2 separate regions of the Homo sapiens genome follow, and region 1 is linked to region 2. The links are chromatin loops, found by intact Hi-C in ENCODE. Cell type or tissue: OCI-LY7. All regions are shown on one strand. Each heading gives the region's core, and the rest is flanking DNA. Links, peaks and the distances in the headings are about the cores only.

Region 1 (2,931 bases), core at 311-2,810, 200 kb after region 2:
TTGGAAACATTGCAAAGTTTCTGTATGCAAAGAATTAGAATTCATGCAATGTGGAGAAGGATAATTTGTTATCAGTGTGTCATGAGTGTTGTCTTGAGTTATTAGTGATTTTCAATTGCTGTGGTCCTTGTTTTTTAATTATAAATTAGTAGTGGTTTAGTTTCATCATTATCAATTAAGTTTGCTGTGGACGATTGGGTTAACCCTGTAGTCTGTAATGATGGATATTTACATATTTTGGATTTTAAATTTGCTGAAGACTAGACTTTAAGACATTGCTTAATTGTGGTTCAGAAAATATTTTATCTATATTCCTATTGCTAAAACATGTATAGTCATGTGCTGCATAACGATGAATGGCTTATACCACAGTGGTCCCATAAAATTATAATACCATATTTTTACCGTACCTTTTCTAGGTTTAGTTAGGCTTTTTAAACTTTTGCTTTAGGTTCAGAGGTACATATGCAGGTTTGTCATATAGGTAAACTTGTGTCATGGGGGTTTGTTGTATAGATTATTTCATCACTTAGGTACTAGAGTTAGGTTTAAATACACAAATACTTATCGTTGTGCTACAATTTCCTACAACATTCTGTACCCTGATGTGCTATACAGCTTGTAGCTTAGGAGCAATAATCTATATCATATAGCCTAGGTGGGTAGTAGTCTATCTCATCTAGGTCTGTGTAAGTACACTCTGATGTTCACACAATGACAAAATCACCTAATGATGTATTTCTCAGAACATATCCCTGTTGTTAAGCGATACATGACTGTATTTGTAATTATCTTAAAATTTGCTTGTATGGTGATGTATGGTGACATTGTTGGTGACATTCACTGCCTGCAAACCTCTGCAACATATTCTCATGACCCATAATATTTATCTTATTTTTTGGTTCATAGGGCATCATTTTATAATATAAGAGCATGTTAATAGGTCTTTCTTATTGTATGAAAAATAATTTGTGATTCATACAAATTTTCTTCTAAGTATTTATTACTTAAGCACTTTTCCACTGGAAAGTGAAGACAGGAATTAGATATTTCAACTACTGAGTGTGCTGTGGTCAAGGAAAGTTTGAACACCACTGTTCTATAGAGAAATGGTAACTAGAGGTCAGCCCTTTATAAAAATTGCGACTTTAAAAATATGTGGCATAGCAAAAAGTATAAATAAATCAATAAATCCCCTATTGTGAAATAAAATGATAAGATATAAGACATGAGTACATGTTACTTGGAAGCTTCCCGGATGGGGGTCTTATTAAAATGAATTGGTTTTGTAGCTTTTTACATCTCTTTATCTGATGAACATGCAAGATGCCACCTACTGGACAGGTGCTTGAGAATCTAGGTCACTGGGTGAACATTTGTAGGGCAACACTTTTGACAGTTGCTTGCAGGATTGTTTAGAAGTAAGAGCAAATTTATGGCGTGCATGTTGCCAATCTCCAGACTTCTATCTATCACCAGCTTAGGTTAATCAGTCACAGCAGTTGCTCACACAGAGCCTAGATGTGATTTTAGAATCTTTTTCAATCTTTCTCCAGGCACTCCCTGTCAAATGATTGACACTGGCATGCAAGTTGAGAGTCATTGACCATCCCTTATGTGGGTTAATTTGCTAACCATCTTCAGAGTATCTCTTCTATCCAAAAAATGTGTGCCATGAAGTTTTTTTCATTAAAAAAGAAGAAAATGACCTAAGTTTAATTAAATCAAATTGAAATTTAAAGAGCCACATGGGTCCAATAGCTACTGTTTAAGATAGTGCAGCTTTAGACAGTTCTGTCAACTTCTGAGAGTTGAAAAACTTACTTTGTATTACCTCCAGAAAGTTTTGAGTCCTCGCCTGATTCTTCTCTAACTCTGTGTCTAAGATGCAAAGCTGCTTGTGTTATGGGTCATAACTGAATAGGGTACTATGTAATCATAAAGCAGGAAGCAATTCATTCTGAGCAGAGAAGATTTGGGAAGCCCTCATGAAGGAGGTGATTTTGTGTTGGACTTTGAAGGTTGGGTAGGAAGTCAGCTAGAAGAACAGAAGGGTGGTTTATTTAACACAAAGGAACAGAACAAGTAAAGACTTAGAGACAGGTAAGTGTAAAAGGATGGGGTAGCAGACCTTGATGGCTAGAGGCCCTGCACTAGTTAGAGAAACTTTTGTATCATTCCAATTAAAGGGAAAACAAGATTTTATTTCTTAATTACTTAGTTTTACAATCTCAAGGCTGCCTTATCAGTGTACATTGATGATCACAGATGGAGATGGATGGAAAGAGCCCCAGTGTCACAATGAGAGTCTCTATGGAACACAAGTCAGCCAATTGTCAAAGAAGTGGCAACCATATTCTGGCCAGACTCTCTGAGCCCTGTGGGGCCTTTCACACCTTTGAATTATTGTTATCTTTGTGCAATGAAAGGCAAGATGTGTCATAACTGTTGATTTCAAACATCTGGTTATTGTATTAAAGGAAGCTGCATAACTCTAACTCAAACCTAAGATAGTAATTATTTTTAACTTACAACAAACTTAATATTTATATCCAACAAATGGTTTATTGCACCTCCTAGGGGCGGAGGACTACAGTTACCCAGTAGTAATAGAAATGACACTTTACTATAGTCCCTGGTATAACTCTGATTTCCCTACCACATCACAAGCTATGTGAGGGTAAGGAACCCAGCAGTCTGACAAATGCCTGAAACAGTGTGGCACACAGTGAGGGCCAAATAAATACTTGCTAAATGAAGGAACGATCTTAAGCATTTGATATTTCAGTTAAACCTCACAATATCCTCATGAGGTAGAGCATCTTCCCACTTTTCTAGTAACAAAAATGTAAAAGAATATGTTAATGGATTTGTTTAAGGTCACCTAGCTTGGGAGGGCAAGTTGGGAGTTTTGCCAGCTTCTGAATAATG
Region 2 (2,931 bases), core at 221-2,720:
TCAATAAAACCTCTAGCTGGGCTAAGAGAGAGAGATGACATAAATTACTAGTACCATACATTAAAGAGGGGATATTACTACAGAACCCGTTGATGTTAAAATGATAACAAAAGGTTATTATGAACAGTTCTATGCTCACAACTTGATAATCTAGATGAAATGGACACAATTTCTTGAGGAATACAACGTGTCAAATGTTACACAACAAGAAAGAGGCAATCATAAGCCAATATCTATTAAAGACATTGAATCAATAACTAATAACCTTTAACCTTTAAAAATAAAAGCACCAGACCCAGAGGGGTTCACTGCTAAATTATACCAAACATTTAAGGAAAAGAAATCATACCAATTCTCTACAATCTCTTCCAGAAGATTAAAACAGTGAATAGTTTCTAACTCAGTCTAAGAGGCCAACACTGCTTCAGTACAAAAATTAGACAAAGATATTACATGGAAAAACCATAAAGAGTAATACCTCACACATACATAGGTACAAAAATCCTTAACAAAATATTAGTAAGTTCAATCCAACAATGTATAAAAATAATTATGCACCATGATCAAGTGTGGTTATCAACAAACTGATTTTAAAGTTTCTATGGAGAAGCAAAATACCCAGAATAGCCAACCCAATATCAAAAGAGAAGAACAAAACTGGAGGCAGTAAAAAGTGTTGTGGTTGACAGGGCTTAGATGAGAGGGACAGATGAATAGACAGAGAGCATAGAGGATGTTTAGGGCAGTTAAATTATTCTGCATGATACTTTAATGTGAATACATGTCACTATACATTTGTCCAAACCCACAGAATGTCCAACACTAAGTGATCCCTAATGTAAACTGTGGACTTTGGGTGAAAATGGTGTGTCAGTGTAGGTTTATTGGTTGCATTAAATATACACTCTAGTGTATGATGTAGAGAGTAGGGTATGTTGTGTGTGTGGGGTGGGCGGGAAGCAGGAGGTAGATAGGAACTCACTGCACTTTCTGCACTTTTTGCTGTGAACCTAAAACTGCTCAAAAAATAAAATGTATTAACAATAAAAAAGCCAAAATAGCAGTGTCATTGTTACAACATCAAATATATGAGTAGTTCCCAAATGCCATAAATATTCGCTCAATGTTCAAATTTCCCTGAGTGCCTCATGAATTATTTTAGATTTTTACAGTTTGCTTATATTAAGTCCTGAAAAAGGTCCATACTTTGCTATTAGTTGATTTGTATTGAGTTGTATTATACCAATGTGTCCTTGGTGCTTATTTTTACTTTCTATTTTAGTGAAGATAAAAGGCAATTTTTAATCTATCAGAACCATTTACATTGCTACCTACATTTCTTAATTTATTAAGCATCAAGCACTCGAATGTCCTCAAGATTCTGCCAGGTAACATACAGACTGGAAAAGTGAGCTAGATGAAGACTGTGACCAACAGGAGGGCTCAGGTTCTTTCTGTAGGTGGCAGCACTTTCTCAGCTCTGGCCACTACTACCCTGCAGAAATTTGTATAGTAGGGGAGGGTGTATGACTAGATTTTCCAGAGAAGCTGGCAATCTCAATTTTCATATCATGTCTCCTGACTTTTAAATGTTGTCAAATAATGCAAAATTTTGAAACACCAATATGCAGGTCAAACAAAACACATCTGCAAAAGTTTCCAGCTTATGACCTACCAGCACATTATTTTTGCTACAGATAATTAAATGGACTGCTGTCATTTCTATTGCCTTCTATCTTTTCATTCTGGAAGTTGAGGGGGAACATACTCTCCTCCTTATGCCCTTGTCTCCCTTTCAATTTCAGACTGTGACTCGTATTTTAGGAAGAGCTGATCTGGCCCAAATGCTTCCCTTTACTTATGGGTTACTGGGGCTCAGAGAAGACAAGTATGTTAAAAAAAAATCAACGGGCTTTGTTGATTATCTAAATCTTTAATCTAGTTCTGATGCCAGTGCAGGGTACTGTGCACCATAGCCGGTTATTAGTAAAGCAATAATGCAGCACCATCATGCCACTAAACACGTTTCTGTTCTAGGAGCATAAACTTTCCCAGGCGTTGGCATCCCATGACTTGTTCAGTTACTTGGAAGCAGAGAAGGAAGAAGGGAGCTAACAGTCACCAAGAAACTGGAAAGCTCTGGACCCTGTCCTAGATGCATTGTGTTATCTTAATAATTAACCATCACACAAAATCACCAAGATGTGGATATTATTATCTTTTTGAATACATGAAAAAAAGTGAGGCTCAAAGATTTAAGCCACTTTTTCTAGGCCACACAGATATTAAGTAACAGACCCTGGTTTGTGTGACTCTCAATCCTGGGTTCTTTCCATAACTCCATTAACTTCATACTGCCTGTCATTTCCAAGCTCCCAATGACACCCAATGTCATTTTCTTAATTTCTGCAACACTGTAACCTAAGACAGATGGCTTAGGGAGTAGTGCTGCTTTCCTAGAGGACAGCCAAGGACCATAGCAGCATGTTGTCTTGGAGGTTTCTCTCCCTTCATCGCTACTATTCTCCTTCCTCCACTTCAAGTCACCTTTCTGGAACTCATTTACCAATCAGGACCAATTCACTTGCTAGGTTAGTGTCCCAGCAGGAAACAGATAAAATATTCAAATGAGATAATTGAGTTAAGTTTAATGAAGGAGACATTAGATAGGTATGGGCAGTGTTAAGAGAGACTCACAAACAGTGGTGTAGGACTCCATGGCTAGTGACATCAGGGAATATTTGCTGCCACCAAACAGCAGCTGTGGTCTTGGAAAAAGGCAGCCACTGCAGCCTGACAGCCTGGCCAGGAAGTAGCTAGGGATCAAAACTGTGATGTCCCTCCCATATATGAAAGGAAGAAAGAAGGAAAGAAGGAAGGAAGGAAGGAAGGACAGACAGACATGGAGGGAGGGAGGGAAGAAGGAAGGAA

Evidence for each region. Hi-C counts contacts between places; a loop is a spot of excess contacts. Peaks named below come from ENCODE experiments on the same cell type or tissue, not always from the same donor. Only the 100,000 strongest peaks of a DNase experiment are listed, where the experiment ranks them.
Region 1: a loop joins it to region 2, with 4 times the contacts of the local background. A loop is called at or near these places in 3 of 110 quality-filtered maps.

What each region holds. Positions count from the first base shown.
Region 1 is chr3:68,015,931-68,018,861 of GRCh38, forward strand. All of the region lies in intron 2 of TAFA1 (TAFA chemokine like family member 1), which reads left to right. Among named protein-coding and RNA genes, the nearest start is that of TAFA1, 13 kb to the left of the region's middle. In OCI-LY7, for the core only: CTCF peaks have their summits at 1,330 (motif pointing left), 1,536 and 2,561; a DNase peak (open chromatin) is centred at 1,351.
Region 2 is chr3:67,818,184-67,821,114 of GRCh38, forward strand. All of the region lies in intron 3 of SUCLG2-DT (SUCLG2 divergent transcript), which reads left to right. Among named protein-coding and RNA genes, the nearest start is that of SUCLG2-DT, 160 kb to the left of the region's middle. In OCI-LY7, for the core only: CTCF peaks have their summits at 1,459 (motif pointing right) and 1,660; a DNase peak (open chromatin) is centred at 1,458.